Linked DNA regions of Homo sapiens: region 2 is linked to region 1. A link is an interaction called in ENCODE POLR2A ChIA-PET data of the cell type or tissue named here. Cell type or tissue: PC-9. All regions are shown on one strand.

The links. ChIA-PET counts read pairs that join two places held together with the same protein. Peaks named below come from ENCODE experiments on the same cell type or tissue, not always from the same donor. Only the 100,000 strongest peaks of a DNase experiment are listed, where the experiment ranks them.
Region 2: POLR2A ChIA-PET joins it to region 1 with 13 read pairs; 6 of 35 experiments call an interaction of 5 or more read pairs at or near these places.

Annotation. Positions count from the first base shown.
Region 1 is chr2:231,678,187-231,686,186 of GRCh38, forward strand. No RefSeq gene overlaps it. Among named protein-coding and RNA genes, the nearest start is that of PTMA, 26 kb to the right of the region's middle. RefSeq lists enhancers at 1,741-1,820, 1,784-2,576, 1,981-2,070, 2,141-2,220, 3,370-4,161 and 2 more and a silencer at 2,611-3,330. In PC-9, CTCF peaks have their summits at 2,118, 2,322, 7,391 and 7,596; DNase peaks (open chromatin) are centred at 2,305 and 3,025; H3K4me3 peaks cover 2,519 bases; H3K27ac peaks cover 2,545 bases.
Region 2 is chr2:231,536,354-231,544,353 of GRCh38, forward strand. It overlaps LOC105376787 (a long non-coding RNA gene), which reads left to right. Exons shown (of 4, transcript XR_001739928.2): 3 at 3,670-3,846. Among named protein-coding and RNA genes, the nearest start is that of NMUR1, 9.9 kb to the left of the region's middle. RefSeq lists a silencer at 1,971-2,171. In PC-9, CTCF peaks have their summits at 5,374 (motif pointing right) and 5,573; no DNase peak of the experiment used is centred here; H3K27me3 peaks cover 2,147 bases.

The DNA of each region.
Region 1 (8,000 bases):
GCAATGGGGCAATCTCGGCTCACCGCAACCTCTGCCTCCTGGGTTCAAGCAATTCTCCTGCCTCAGCCTCCTGAGTGGCTGAGATTACAGGCATGCACCACTATGCCTGGCTAATTTTGTATTTTTAGTAGAGATGGGGTTTCACTGTGTTGGTCAGGCTGGTCTTGAACTCCTGAGCTCAGGTGATCTGCCCGCCTCGGCCTCCCAAAGTGCTGGGATTACAGGTGTGAGCCACCGAGCCCGGCCCAGAGTTGGTTGTTTTTTTTTTTTTTTTAGATGGAGTCTTGCTCTGTTGCCCAGGCTGGAGTGCAGTGGTGCCATCTTGGCTCACTGCAACCTCCACCTCCTGGGTTCAAGCGATTCTCCTGCCTCAGCCTCCCGAGTAGCCGGGATTACAGGCGCCCACCACCACACCCGGCTAATTTTTGTATTTTTAGTAGAGACGGGGTTTCACCATCTTAGCCAGGCTGGTCTTGAACTCCTGAACTTGTGACCTACCTCGGCCTCCCACAGTGCTGGGATTACAGGCGTGATCCACTGCGTCTGGCCCAGAGTTTTTTGTTTTTTGTTTTGTGACATGCATTAATTCATTTACTCCATGAGTGTATGAACTAGATATCCAGTATAACTTCCATTATTCTACTTATTATTGGTACAGTAAGGGAGACATAATGAGAGTTACTACTCCACCAGGCTGTTGTAGGGATTGAACTGCTCAGCAGGAGTATGTGTAAAGCACTCAGAAAACTGCCCTGTTGTTATCGTCATTCTCATTTTACAGATGGGGAAACTGAGGCATAGTTAGCAAGGAGTAGGGGTCAATCATGAGCAGGCTGGTTCCAGTGCATGAGTGGAGGAGGCCAAGGCAGTGGCTGGGGAGCAGAACAGGAGAGGTAGGGGCGTGTGGGGCATCTGAGTGGAGGAGAAGCATGGGGGCCCAGGCCTACCCTCTGGCCTTGACCTGGGAGAGGGCCTCCATATCCCCAGGGATGAAGATAAAGGACAAACAGCCCCCAGATCCCTCTGCCTCATCTTTCTTGGAGAGCTTGGGGAGGTGTGAGGGCCAGGTCCCTAAACTCTGGCTCCCTTCTGTTTGGGGCTCATGGGGCTCGGGGCTCATGGGGCTCAGGGCTCCACAGCGATGGGCCTCTGGACTGGTCTCTCCCATCCGGCCTGGCACCCTAGCCCTGGCCCATGCGTTGGGGACAAGGGGCCTACCCACTCTGTGGCTGCCAGTCCCCCAGCATCTGGGCAGAGTGATAACACCCTTCCACCTCCCTACACATGTTGAGGCTTTACTCCCACAAAGCCCTCTTCTCATTTTTATTTATTTATTTTTTTTGAGATGGAGTCTCGCTCTGTCGCCCAGGCTGGAGCACGGTGGCACGATCTCAGCTCACTGCAACCTCCATCTCCCAGGTTTAAGCAATTCTCCTGCCTCAGCCTCCTGAGTAGCTGGGGCTACAGGTGCCTGCCACCACGCCCGGCTACTTTTTTTGTATTTTTAGTAGAGACGCGGTTTCACCGTGTTAGCCAGGATGGTCTCGATCTCCTGCCCTTGTGACCCGCCCGCCTCGGCCTCCCAAAGTGCTGGGATTACAGGCTTGAGCCACCGTGCCCGGCTAATTTTTTGTATTTTTACTAGAGATGGGGTTTCACCGTGTTAGCCAGTGTGGTCTCAATCTCCTGACCTCGTGATCTGCCCGCCTCGGCCTCTCAAAGTGCTGGGATTACAGGCGTGAGCCACTGCGCCCGGCCTAAAGCCCTCTTTTCTATAGGATCCCATCTAATCTTCACAGCAATTTGGGAGATAGGCCCTTATTATATTAGTCTTACAACTGCAGGAGCCACGTGGGAAGGAAGGGGATTGCCCCAGGTCACACGGCTCCTCCCTGGGCCAGCCCTCTGCCATGATTTTTGCCGCAAATCATGAGCTCTTACTCCCACGCCGCCCTGTTCCCTGCACTACCGGACCCTTGGTGGCCATCTAGGGGATGGAAGTAGCTGTCCCTTGCGGATGATGACCCCTGTGCCGGACTGGGGATGGGGCTGCATGAGGCATGGTTTAGAGTCACCAGCATTCAAAGGGGCAGAATCTGAGTCCAACTTCATTCCAGGCTGGGGACACCTGGGGAGGCGGGAACCAGCTGTGTGAGGAACAGAGCCTCCAGAAAGGTGGGGTTGGAGTGGGACGTGCCTGGGCAGGCAAGTGGGGACAAAGAGGGCGCCGGCACACCTGGCGGCCAGGCAGCCCGCGCCCGCCAGCACAGATTCAAAGTGGAGCCGAGGCTGTGATTGGCGGCCCAGCCCAAGCCCCACCCCTTCTCTCACCTCCCAGGCCGCTGGGAAAGACGCAGGGAATGGAGAAGGCCCCTCATCCCGCCTTTAACCACGCAGCAGTGGCCTGGCTGGTAGTGAACTGCTAACAACCTCTCCTGCTCCAAACCCTGCCGGGCCCCCGCTTGGCATTCTGGCGCCGCCTTCGGTCCCAGTGACTCCTGGAGCTGCTGGGGCTCCGGCCATCGAATCACCCCTCCCTGAGCCGTCTTTCAGCCTGCGGCCTCCTCCACTAACTGGTCTTACCCCAACCCGCCCTCTCCAATGTCCCCTGTTCTCTGAGCGCTCTCCCAGTCCAGCCACCAGCCACGGCCAGGCCCAGGACGGAGTCGCTTTCTGGGCCCCGTCCCGTGCCCATCGGGCTTTTCCCCCACAGCGGTGGCCCAGCCCCTGCTTGGACCCCGGGGACTCCGAGCGCAGCTGGGCCGGGGGTGGCAGCGGGGGAGGCCGGTGCACAGGTTGCCGGACCGCGGCGGGGGCAGGCGGCGGAGGCTGGGCGGGAACCCGACTCTGGGCCCGCGCCCCGCCCCGGCGCAGATGGCGGCGGCGCGGGCTGGTCCCGGGCCGCCGCTGGGGGCTCGGGTTTCGGCCGAGAGGGGCGGGGCGAGCGCCTGGGGGCCCCGGGGAGGCTGCGGCCCAATCACTGCCCGGCCCGGACGCTGCCCCCGACCCCGGCCTCCAATCACTGCCTGGCCGGACCGCCCCCGCTCCGCTGCGTCCTTTGTTCCCGCTCCCCTCTGCCTTCCCGGGCGCCCCGCTCCGGCCCTGCGGCTTCCGGCCCGCGCGGACCCTGCCGTGTGGACGCGTGTGGGCTGCGCCCGCCCCGGGCGCACTCCGGGCCCCAACGCCAGGCACAGGCCCGCTTGTGGCTGGGCACGCTCGTGTGCCCTTGGCGGCCCCGGGCGCTTCGGAGGGCCTGGCCAAAGCTCCCAGAAGAGCCCTTTGGAGGGACTGAACTTTGACCAGGGGCAGAGGGCAACGGAGGAATCCAGGACCCGGGCAGTGTCCAGCCCGGGCCCCACCTTCCCTTCCCGGGCTGCGGCTCTCCTCACTCTCAGCCTCCTTGCTTTGCCCACGCTGCTGCCATGGCCTAACTTCTTTTCACGTACATTCCAGCCTTCCTTCCAGACCCGTTTTGGGGGTGCATCGTCTGTGACGCCACCCCCACCCCGGTAGTGGTCCCTTTTTGGTCTGGGTCTGAGGCCTCCCCAGCAGAGAGCCCCAGCGCCCGGCAGGGCTCACTTACAGTGCTGCAAGGGGCCCTCAACAAGCCTTGGTCCCCAAGCTTCCGCGGGCACCCCAGGCCTGATCTTGGTTCCGTGTGAGGCTGCGTGGAGGCTCTGTCACTCACTGAATCGGAGCCGCGGTGTTCTCAGCGGTGAAATGGGCACGATAATAGTTAACGGGGTCAACTCTGTTTCCCAGGTCAGGACTGTCGTAAGGATTAAAAGAGCTGGCCGGGCGCGGTGACTCACGCCTGTAATCCCAGCACTTTGGGAGGCTGAGGCGGGCGGGTCACGAGGTCAGGAGATCAAGACCCTCCTGGCCAACGTAGTGAAACCTAGTCTCTACTAAAAATGCTAAATTAGCTGGGCGTGGTGGCGTGCACCTGTAGTCCCAGCTACTGGAGAGGCTCAGGCAGGAGAATCGCTTGAACCAGGGAGTTGGAGGTTGCAGTGAGCAGAGATCGCGCCACTGCACTCCATCCTGGCGACAGAGCAAGACTCAGTCTCAAAAACAAAACAAAACAAAAAAACCCTAAAATCTGTGAAGAGCAGAATACCCAGCTAGGAGCCATGGTGCCTACAGAGGCCCCACCCCTGCCTCTTCCTAATCCCCAGGTCCAGGGGACACTCCTGCTCTCTGTCTCCCTCCTGGAGTCCCCTCCCTGGACCTCTGCACCTTCTGCTCAGGACCCCACCCTCAGCCCCTTCTCCCCTTATTCTCTCCACCTTCTGCCAGGCCAGCCAATCTCAGACCTCCTTGCCCTGGCCCCACCTCTCTTCTGGGTCCTCTGGAGATATCCCTCAAACACCTCCAACCAGTTTTTCTCAAATTCAACGTCCTCAGCAGCAACCCACTGGCCACATGTGTTTCTATTTCTGTGGAGGACTCACCATCCTCACCACTGCCCACCCTAGAGACCCGAGTGTCCTCGTCACCCTAGTGGCACCCCACCGTATGCTGGGGCCAAGCCTGTGCTCTCAGGCCTAGCCTACCCTGTTCTCCCAGGGGCAGCGCCTTGGCCCACACTCTTCTCCTTTTGGCCTGATCTCCTAATCTGTCCCTTAGCCCTCTGCCTCCAGTCTGTAGGACCCACTGCCGGGAGGGCTCCCCAGCGCTGCCCTCAGCGTCCAGTCCCAGCTCCTGGGTATAACTGACAGAGCCCAGCTCCTGGGTGTAACTGACAAAGCCCTGCCATCTGGCCCTGCCTGCCTTCCTGTTTCAACTACAGGCACACAGAATTACTCCCGCTGAAGCCCGTGATGCAGGCGAGGAGGTTGGGAGTGGGTCCACCTTCCCAGGGCCCCTAGCAGCAGAAGAAGGGCCAGGCCCTGGGGGCAACCAGAGGGGCAGCCGAGGCTGGGAGCAGGCTGGCTCTGCAGACAGGCTCTGCAAACAGGCACACAGGGTGTGAATCCTGACTCTGCCCTTGCCCTGCTTAGTGACTTTGGCTTGGTTACTTACCCACTCTGCCTCTCATGGTATCCCAGATGGGTTTAATATCACCTTCTGGAGAAGAATTTGGGACCCAGGGCCAAAAATGGTCAGGGGCTGCCTTCCCTCTGGGATCCCCCAGGGCCCCAGCTTCTAAATCACTTGGATGGGGGGAAGCGGAGGAGGAGGGCCTGATATGGAGGAGCCAGTTGGGAGGCACTGGGGAGGAGGGGAGGAGTAGGGGGGCTGAGGGGGCAGGGGAGGCTGACAAAAGAGACCAGCTGCTGTTTGCACACAAACCCCAAGTTGATAATGAGTGGAGGGGTGGGGCGGGGCGGGGAAATGGCTTGGCAGGAGCCTCTGCCAGCTGAAGAGGCTGCCCAGAATGCCCCCCCCTACCCCACAGACCCCAGCTCTGGGCTCTCACTACCCACGCCCAGGGCATAAATCTGCTCCCAAGACTGCAGCAGGAAGGGCAGGAGGGCCCAGTCTGGGCAATCTGGTCCCCACTAAGCCCAAGGCTTAAATCCTTCTTGGGCCACACTCATCCTGAGCCCTGCCCTGGGGAAGCGCTTGTCATGGAGCCCATGACCCCGCAAGGAGCTGGGAGCAGGCCCAGGCTCCCTCTCTGAGCTCCTGGTTAGAATGAAGGCCCTTGGAGAGGCTCTGAAGAAGAGGGGAGGCTCCCAGATGTGAGGCCTTGAAGAGTCCTCTGTACTGCAGCCTCCCGGACAGAATCAAAAAGGCAGACCCAGGGATGAGGGGTCAGGAAGCCCCTGTCAGCCCCTTTGCCCCCAGTAATGCCAGGAGGGCTCTGGGTAGTCCCCTAGATAGGATGCAGACAAACAAAGGCAAAGAACAAACTGTTGCAGTGGCTCACGCCTGTAGTCCCAGCTGCTCAGGAGGCCAAGGCAGGAGGATTGCTTGACCCTGGGGTGTTGGAGGCTACAGTGAGTCATGATTGCACCATTGCACTCCAGCCTGGGCAACAGAGCAAGACTCCATCTCCAAAAAGAAGAAGAAAAAAAAAAAAGCTAAGGAAGACCAGCTGGGCTCCCTGGGTTGTCAGGAGTGGGAACCCCCCCCCCCCCGTTTACTCACCCCCATCTGCCTGGAGAGTCATGGAAGGGCTTCCCTTTCTGTGGCCCCAGGGCCCTGCTCTGTCCGTTTGTGCATGCACCCCCCTGCCCCTAGAGTCTGACTGGCCTGTTGGCATCCCCCTCCAGGCAAAGAGCTGCCCCGTGCCCGCAGCCGCCTCCTGCCATGTGGGCTGTGGGCGCAGCTGACAGGCTGTGCGTGCAGGAGAGCGAGAGCACGTGCTCCTGCTGCTGCCGGGTGCCAGCCTAGCAACGGCTCCCAGGGGCCCAGAGAGGTGGTGCTGGCAGGGGATGGCAGCTCTGGTGCCCTCCCCACCGCGCTGCCTCCTAGTTCCCTTGCTGCTTGAGCTCCCTGCCAACACCTGCTCCAGAAGAGGGTCAGCCTGGCACTGGGCCCCAAGGACAGCAGTGGACCACAGCAGCCTGCACAACTCGGAGGCCTCAGTCTTCTGCTGGGGCTGGTCCCTAAGAAGCCAGGGGCTGAGCTTCATGGGGAGCAGGGAGGAAACCCCGCTGTGTGAACCAGGAGCCCCGCCTTGGGCAGAGCATGGTTGAGGAGCAGGATGGTTCTCTTGGGTGCCCTTCCTAACAGCTCACCCCCTTCTCAAGGCAAGAGGGAGACTGGGTGCGGCAGGAGGGGAGGGAGGTAGAAGAGCCAGGCAAAGGCTTGGAGGGGCGATGAGAGAGGTTGGGGGAGAGGCACACAGCGAGGAGGAGGAGGATGGGGAAGGGGAGGAAGAGTGAGAGGGGAAGGGGGAGGAGCGGCATGCAGCCAGGTGGTGGAGGGACCTTGAATGCTGAGCAAGTAGTTAGTCCTGGTGTCAGTGGGAGCCACAGAAGATGCTGAGCAAGGAGCCACCAGAGGCACAGAGCAGGAGGGAGATCACGGCTACAGGGCAGTGAGAAGAAGCCAGAGGGGTCCGCATTCGGGGAGTGGTGCCCTCCTGTAGGGGCAGCTGGAACCCAGGCCTGGTTCCAACCTGTGCTTGAGCTGCTGTGGGCAGCTAGGCAGCTGTGATTTGGGGCAACATGATGGCCTGTCCCTGTTTGTTGGGAGGGTCAGATAGTATAATGTGGGCAGAGCTGTCCTGGAAGGGAATTACTGTCACTAGTAGGGAGGAAGCATGGCTTGGATTGGGGCTTAGGCTCCCGAGTCACAAGGCTTAGCCTCTACGTGTCAGAAATGGGCACCTTTGCTCACTTCCCCTCCTGGGCTCTGGGGGCAGTGGTGTCCACAGTGAGCGCTGGTGGGCTCCTGAGGGGCCCTGCTTGGCACTGGTCATGCAGCTGGGGCCACAAGCAGTATGTGTCCTTGAGCCCAAATGTGGCACGAGGTGGTGAGGGGAGGAGCTTGGTCTGAGTGGGCACGTGAATAGGCAGGAATGCGGGGGGTTTGAGCAACGGCCCACAGAGGCAGACCAGTAACCAGCGTGAGGGGCTCCAGAGCCCTAAGAGAGGCCTGGGTACCACCAGGGAAGAGGCAGCCGGGGACAAGGAGCCAGCAGCACACCAGGTTCTAGAGGGTGAATGGGACTTGATATGAAAGGGATGCTGGAGTGTAGACGTTTTCCTCCTATGCCTGAGCGTGTGCCCACGTGCCCGCCCTGGTGCACCTGGATGAGTGTGTGTTCGGGATGCTTTCTCTGAGCTGGATTTCACAAGCCACCACAGGGCCCACCTCACTGGGGGGCTTCCAGGGCACCGGGCCCTAGGGATGGAGCATGCCTATTTAAGATGCCAAGGCCAGTGCCAAAGAGGCCAGCCCAGTGCCACCCGGAGAGGGGACTGAGCTGGCTGGGGCCCCAGGCCTTACCCGGCCCACCCTCCCAGGCCACAGAGGAGGCATTGATGGCACAAGAGCACCGCAGCTGGCGCAGCATGGGCACTGCTGGGTCTTGGAAGGGGGAG
Region 2 (8,000 bases), 140 kb before region 1:
AGACCCAGGGTTGGGGGACAGCTTGTCCCAGCAGGCTTATAAGGTTGGCAAAACCATTTTGCAAAAAGATGCCCAGGAGAACTTTAGCATCTGTTTATGACTTTTTTTTTTTTTAAGACAGGGTCTTGCTTGTCACCCAGGCGCTGGAGTGCAGTGGTGCGATCACGGCTCACTGCAGCTCTGACTTCCCAAGCTCAGCTGATCCTCCCACCTCAGCCTCCTGCGTAGCTGAGACTACAGGCACACACCACCATGTCCACTAATGTTTCTATTTTTTTCGTAGAGATGAGGTTTCACCATGTTGCCCAGACTGGTCTCGAACTCCTGTGCTCAAGGGATCTACCCACCTCGGCCTCCCAAAATGCTGGGATTACATGCGGGAGCCATCGTGCTTGGCCTGTGTATGATTCTTGTATGCATAAATTATTACTATGATGGTCTGCCAAATGGTGATTCTAAACCCCATCATCCCTTCATTTCCGAGCTGACTGTGACTAGAAGGAGAAACTTCCTCTTATCACTTTTATTTATATCCATGTGGACCCATGATTTCTTATTCTATTCAAAGGATACTAATTCATTATCATTATTTGTGTTGATGTTCAGATTTGTCCCAGATTTGACCAGTGGGAGCCCCTTCAAGTTGGATCGTATATCCTTTTGATGTGTCATTATGAATATTTTGTATTTTCTGGCACAATACAATGTTCTAGGCTCATCTCCTATTTCTCTGGGCTATCCTGGAATAAGCCATTTTCCAAGGAGCTCTGGCTCCTTTAGTGGAGAATGATGGAAACCAAGATCAGCCGGGCACAGTGACTCACGCCCGTAATCACGCCTGTAATCACGCCTGTAATCCCAGCACTTTGGGAGGCCGAGGCGGGCAGATTGCTTGAGCCCAGGAGTTCAAGACCAGCATGGGCAACTTGGTGAAACCCCATCTCTACCAAAAATACGAAAACTAGCCAGGTGTGGTGGTGCATGCCTGTAGCCCAAGCTACCTGGGAGTCTAAGATGGAAGGATCACCCAAGCCCAGGAAGTCAAGGCTGTAGTGAACTATGCTTGTACCACTGCACACAAGTGTAGGGGACAGAGCAAGACCCTGTCTCAAAAAATAAATAAATAAATAAATAAATAAAGGACAGGCATGGTGGCTCACACCTGTAATCCCAGCACTTTGGGAGGCCGAGGTAGGTGGATCACCTGAGGTCAGGAGTTCAAGATCAGCCTGACCAACATGGTGAAACCCCGACTCTACTAAAAATACAAAATTAGCAGGGCATGGTGGCGCTTGCCTGTAATCCCAGCCACTTGGGAGGCTGAGGCAGGAGAATCACTTGAACCCCAGGAGGCAGAGGTTACAGTGAGCTGAGATCACACCATTGCACTCCAGCCTGGGCAACAAGAGCGAAACTCTGCTTAAAAAAATATATATATATGTAATAATAGTCATGAGATCTGGGTCAGATCTGGTGGTAATGAAATCAGTGCTCAAGATCTGGGTGCTGAGTGTGCTCATTACTGTTGGGTTGTTGCTGCTCCCAGACCCTCCAGTGGGCAGAGCTAGGGAATATATGTATGTATAAATATATAGATATATACACACATACTATATATACTGTATGTATACACACATATATATTGATACTTTTTTTTTTTTTTGAGATGGAGTTTTGCTCTGTCACCCAGGCTGGAGTGCAGTGGCATGATCTCAGCTCACTGCAACGTCATCTCCCGGGTTCAAGCGATTCTCCTGCCTCAGCCTCCCAAGTAGCTGGGATCACAGGCACCTACCACCACATCCGGCTAATTTTGTTTTGTTTTTTTGGGTTTTTTTTTGTTTGTTTGTTTGTTTTTTTAGTATTTATTGATCATTCTTGGGTGTTTCTCAGAGAGGGGGATGTGGCAGGGTCATAGGATAATAGTGGAGAGAAGGTCAACAGATAAACACATGAACAAAGGTCTCTGGTTTTCCTAGGCAGAGGTCCCTGCGGCCTTCCACAGTGTTTGTGTCCCTGGGTACTTGAGATTAGGGAGTGGTGATGACTCTTAACGAGCATGCTGCCTTCAAGCATCTGTTTAACAAAGCACATCTTGCACCGCCCTTAATCCATTTAATCCTGAGTTGACACAGCACATGTTTCAGAGAGCACGGGGTTGAGGGTAAGGTTATAGATTAACAGCATCCCAAGGCAGAAGAATTTTTCTTAGTACAGAACAAAATGGAGTCTCCTATGTCTACTTCTTTCTACACAGACACAGTAACAATCTGATCTCTCTTTCTTTTCCCCACATTTCCCCCTTTTCTTTTCGACAAAACCGCCATCGTCATCATGGCCCGTTCTCGATGGTCGCTGTCTCTTCGGAGCTGTTGGGTACACCTGCAGAAAGGCTGTCACTTCACACTTGGAAGATTGCACAGCAGCCAGGCAGAGGCGCTCCTCACTTCCCAGACGGGGCAGCCGACGCCCGGCTAATTTTTGTATTTTTAGTAGAGACAGGGTTTCAGCATGTTGGCCAGGCTGGTCTCAAACTCCTGACCTCAGGCTATCTGCCCGCCTTGGCCTCCCAAAATGCTGGGATTACAGACGTGAGCCACTGCACCCAGCCTGATACTTATTTTTATATCTATCTATAAATGTTGAAAAGCATGCACTGACATCAGTACCTGTAATTCCAATTTGACACCACAGCATTCATCCCTACGACACCTCCCTGAGAGGAAGAAACTCGTCTTCTGTTATTTTCGCCATATTTCCTCTTTGGGCCAACCTCCTCAGTGTGTAATTCACCTTCCGTTGCTACCATCACTGCCCCTACCAGACCCCTCCTAACCTAATCTGAATCCTCACTCTGAGCTGTTGCCCACTCACTGCATAGACACACTTCTCATAGCACCCAGGCTCCCAGGTAGAAGGAAACACGCTCCATCACTGTACATGGGAATGACAGCATTTCTAGAGGACAAGTTTAGCAACAGCTACCAATATATAGAAGTCTATCCTTTTGGCTCTGAAACTTTACCTGTAGAAATTTACAGAAAAAAATAGTAGCTCAGGCCAGGCACAATGGCTTACACCAGTAATCCCAGCACTTTGGGAGGCTGAGGCGGGCGGATCACTTGAGGTCAGGAGTTCGAGACAAGCCTGGCCAACGTGGTAAAACCCCAACTCTACTTCAAAAAGTACAAAAATTAGCTGAGCCTGGTGGTGCGTGCCTGTAGTCCCAGCTGCTGAGGAGGCTGAGACAGGAGGATCACTTGAACCAGATCATGCCACTGCACTCCAGCCTGGGTGACACAGCAAGACTCCCAACTCAAAAATAAATAAATAGTAGCTCAAATATAGAGAGATAAGTGGTACTAGTTATAACCTTGTTGTGATAGGGAAAAATTGGAGACCACATGAATTTTCCTTGTCTTAGCCCCCTAGAGACTTGTCTTTGTCTTAGCTTCTGAAAGCAGAGTGTCCCGCATGCCTGCTAGAACCGTCTCCCTGAAAGATCAGATAGTTTGTGGATAACTGACTTCCTCCAGAGATGTTAACTTTGCAGCCCTTTCTGGCTGTGTTTGTACAAGGGTCCAGAGGGCTCCTGGGTATCAGAGAAGGTCCTGGGGCAGAAAGCAAAGATGCAAGGCGCCAAGCTGAGTTGGGACTCTTTTTCTGTAGATGCAGCTGGAATCAAAGTCCCACCAAGGGGAGGAGACAGGGACCCCAAAGGCACCTGCTATCTTTATCAATAGAGAACAGACAATAATGGGACACCAGTGCTGTGGAATGGTGTGCAGGCGTTTGAAGGAGGGAGGTCAGGCCACACAGGCTGTCCTGGAAAGGCATCCAGGCAAGGTATGTTGCCAAGAGAAACCTGTAAAGAATGTAATGACATGGAGGGTTGGATTTCAGATATGTAAATTACAGGGTGGGCTTTTTCTTTTTTTTTTTTTTTCATTTTGTTTTGTTTTGTTTTGAGACAGAGTCTCGCTCTGTTGCGCAGGCTGGAGTGCAGTGATGTGATCTCAGCTCACTGCAACCCTCTCGGGTTCAAGTGATTCTCCTGCCTCAGCCTCCTGAGTAGCCTGGATTCTAGGCATGTACCACCATGCCCAGATAGTTTTTGTATTTTTAGTAGTGATGGGGTTTTGCCATGTTGGCCAGGCTGCCTTTTTTTTTTTTTTTTTTGAGACAAAGTCTAACTCTGTCACCTAGGCTGGAGTGCAATGGAATGATCACGGCTCGTTGGAGCCTTGACCGCCCAGGCTCAAGCCATCCTCCTGCCTCAGCCTCCTAAGTAGCTGGGACTACAGGTGCACCACCACACCCAGATAATTTTTTATTTTACTTTATTTTATTTATTTATTTATGTATTTATTTATTTTTGAGACAGAGTCTCGCTGTGTCGCCCAGGCTGGAGTGCAGTGGCGCGATCTCAGCTCACTGCAAGCTCCGCCTCCCGGGTTCACGCCATTCTCCTGCCTCAGCCTCCCGAGTAGCTGGGACTACAGGCGCCCGCCACCATGCCCAGCTAATTTTTTGTATTTTTAGTAGAAACGGGGTTTCACCATGTTAGTGAGGATGGTCTCGATCTCCTGACCTCGTGATCCACCTGCCTCGGCCTCCTATTTTTTATTTTTCATAGAGATGGGGTCTCGCTATGTTGCCCAAACTGGTCTCGAATTCCTGGGCTCAAGTAATCCTCCCACCTCAGCCTCCCAGAGTGCTGGGATTACAGGCATTCACCTGGCCCTTAGTCACGTTTTCTTTTCTCTAGCTAGCTTTACTGTAAAAATATAGTACATAATACACATAATATACAAAATTCATGTTAATCAACTGTATGTGTTATCTATAAGGCTTCCAGTCAACAGTAGGCTATTAGTAGTTAAGTTTGAGGGGAGTCAAAAGTTATACACGGATATTCAACTGCACATGGGGTCATCATCCCTAACCCCCACTTTGTTCAAAAGTCAACTGTAATTCAAGAAGTCCTGGAGGGAGGCTGAGGCAGGAGAATGGCGTGAACCCGGGAGGCAGAGCTTGTAGTGAGCCAAGATCATGCCACTGCATTCCAGCCTGGGCGACAGAGCGAGACTCCGACTCAAAAAAAGAAGTCCTGGGGCATCTGCAGAAATAACTGTGGACCAACTACAGGAGGAGCAGATAAGAATTAGTTTCGACCACAAGATTGGGAACAGATCAAGGGCACGGCATATTCATGCACAGGAGGGGATGGATATTGGCATCAGAGCAAGTATTGAGCTGTGGTGGCCTCTCAGTGAGGATGGAGGACACAGGAGACCCACTGTGGGACTCGATGTGATCACTGGCTTCCCTTAGACATTTGCAGACATGGCTTGAACGTGCTGACAGCTCCTCTCTCCGCCTGGGGGCGCTAGTTAGCACAGTGGAGTGTCTTCTGTATGTGCTGATTTAGGCCAGAGTGCCAGGGAGTTAACACCCAGGAACACGCTCCTTCTAGGGGTGGCACTAGTAGAGAAATGCGCCATGAGCAGCCAGCATCCACGATGGCCCCAGCGATCCCCGCGTCCTGGTGTGCACACCCTGGTGTAGTTGCCTCCCACATTGAACAGGGCTGAACTGTTCTACGGGATATTGAGGAAATGACAGCATATGCCATCCAAGGCTAGATCATAAAAGCATTGTGAAAACTAAATTGAGCAAAGGACTTGAATAGACATTCCTCTGAAGAGGTTATACAAACGGCCAGTAAACACGTGAGAGGGTGCTCATTATCACTCATCATTAGGGAAATGCAAATCAAAACCACAATGAAAAACAAAATACCACCTCGCATTCATTAGGTTGACTATTATTTTTTAAAAACCAGAAAACAACAAGAGTTGCTGAGGATGTGGAGCAATTGGAACCCTTATGCACTTGTGCGCTGTCATCGGGAATGCAAAATGGCATCACTAGAATGGAAAACAGCACAGCAGTTCCTCCAAAAATTAAAAATAGAATTATCATATGATCCAGCAATTCCACTTCTGGGCATATACCCAAAACATTTGAAAGCAGGAATTTGAAGAGATATTTATACACCCATGTTCATAGCAGCATCATTAGCAAAAGCCAAAAGGTGGAAACAACCCATTCATCTGTCCATTGGCAGATGAATGGATAAACAAAATGTAGTATATACATAAAATGGAATATTATTCTGCCTTAAAAAGGAAGGAGATTATGACATATGCTGCAAAGCAAATGAAGCCTGAGGATATTATGGTAAGTGAAATAAGTCACAAAAGGACAAATACAGTAAGAGATACCTAGAGTAATCAGATTCATAGAGACAGAAAGTAGAATGGTAGTGGCCTGGGCCTGGGGGAGAGAAATGGGGGGTTGTTATTTAATGGGTATGGAGCTTCCATTGTGCAAGATAAAAATAATTCTGTGGATGGATAGTGGTGATGGTAACACAACAATGTGAATGTACTAAATGCCACTGACTGTACACTTGAAAATGTTCAGTTGATAAAATTTATGTGTATTTTATGACAATTTAAAAATATTTAAAAACAAAAGCATTGCAGCTTCTACCTTACAATCTTTTGGATCACTGCTTTGGGGGAACCAAGCTGCCATGTTGTGAGGATGCTCAAGCAGCCTCGTGGACAGGTTCACACAGCAGGCAACCAAGGCCTCCTACCAACAGCCAGCACTAATTTGCCAAGCAAGTGAGCCACCCAGCAATGCTGGAAGAGTATCCTACAGCCCTAGTCAAGTCTTCAAGATGATTGCAGCCTCTTAAGAGACCCTGAGCCAGAACCATCAGCTTACCACAGAAATGGTGTGAGATAGTAAATGTTAATTGTTTTAAGCTGCTATATTTTGGGCTTATTTGTTATAGAGCAATGGATAACTAACACCCTCATACACTATTGGTGGGAAAGTAAAATGGTGTAGCCACTTAGGAAAACAGGCTGGCAGTTCCTAAAATGATTATAGAGTTGCCAGATGATCCAGCACTTCTACTCCTGGATATACCCAAGAGAGATGAAAACATGTGCCTATACATAGACATGAATGTTTACAGCAGCTTTATTCATGATAGCCAAGAAGTAGAAATAATGCAAATGTCCAACAATGGATTAATGAACAAACAAATGTGGTATATCCATACAATGGAATATTATTTAAGCATAAAAAGGAACAAAGTAGTAATATATGCTATCACTTGAATGAAACTTGAAAAGTGAAAGAAGCCAGTCACATAAGTCCACATATTATATGACTCCATTCATAGCAAAGTCCAGAACAGGAAAATCTATAGCGACAGAAAACAGATTAGTGGTTGCCTAGGGCTGAGGGAGGGACGAATAGACGTGATCACTAAAAAGAATGGAGTTTCTTCGAGGTGATAAAAATGTTCTAAAATTGACTATGATGATGATTGTACATAGATGGTGGCAATAAAAACCACTGCACTTGGCCGGGTGCCGTGGCTCACGCCTGTAATCCCAGCACTTTGGGAGGCCCAGGTGGGTGGGTCACCTAAGGTTGGGAGTTTGAGACCAGCCTGACCAACATGGAGAAACCCCGTCTCTACTAAAAATACAAAATTAGCCAGGCATGGTGGTGCATGCCTGTAATCCCAGCTACTGGGGAGGCTGAGGCAGGAGAATCGCTTGAACCCGGGAGGTGGAGGTTGTGGTGAGCCAAAATCGTACCACTGCACTCCAACCTGGGCAACAAGAGCGAAACTCTGTCTCAAAACAAAACAACAACAACAAACACAACACTGTACTGTACACTTTCGATGGGTATGTGAATTATGTATCAATAAAACTGTTTTTAAAAATACACCAGGCACAGTGGCTCATGCCTATGATCCCAGCACTTTGGGAAGCCAAGGCGGGTGGATCACTTGAGGCCAGGAGTTTGAGACCAACCTGGCCAACATGGTGAAACCCTGTCTCTACCAAAAATACAAAAATTAGCAGGGTGTGGTGGCACATGCCTATAATCCCAGCTACTCTGGC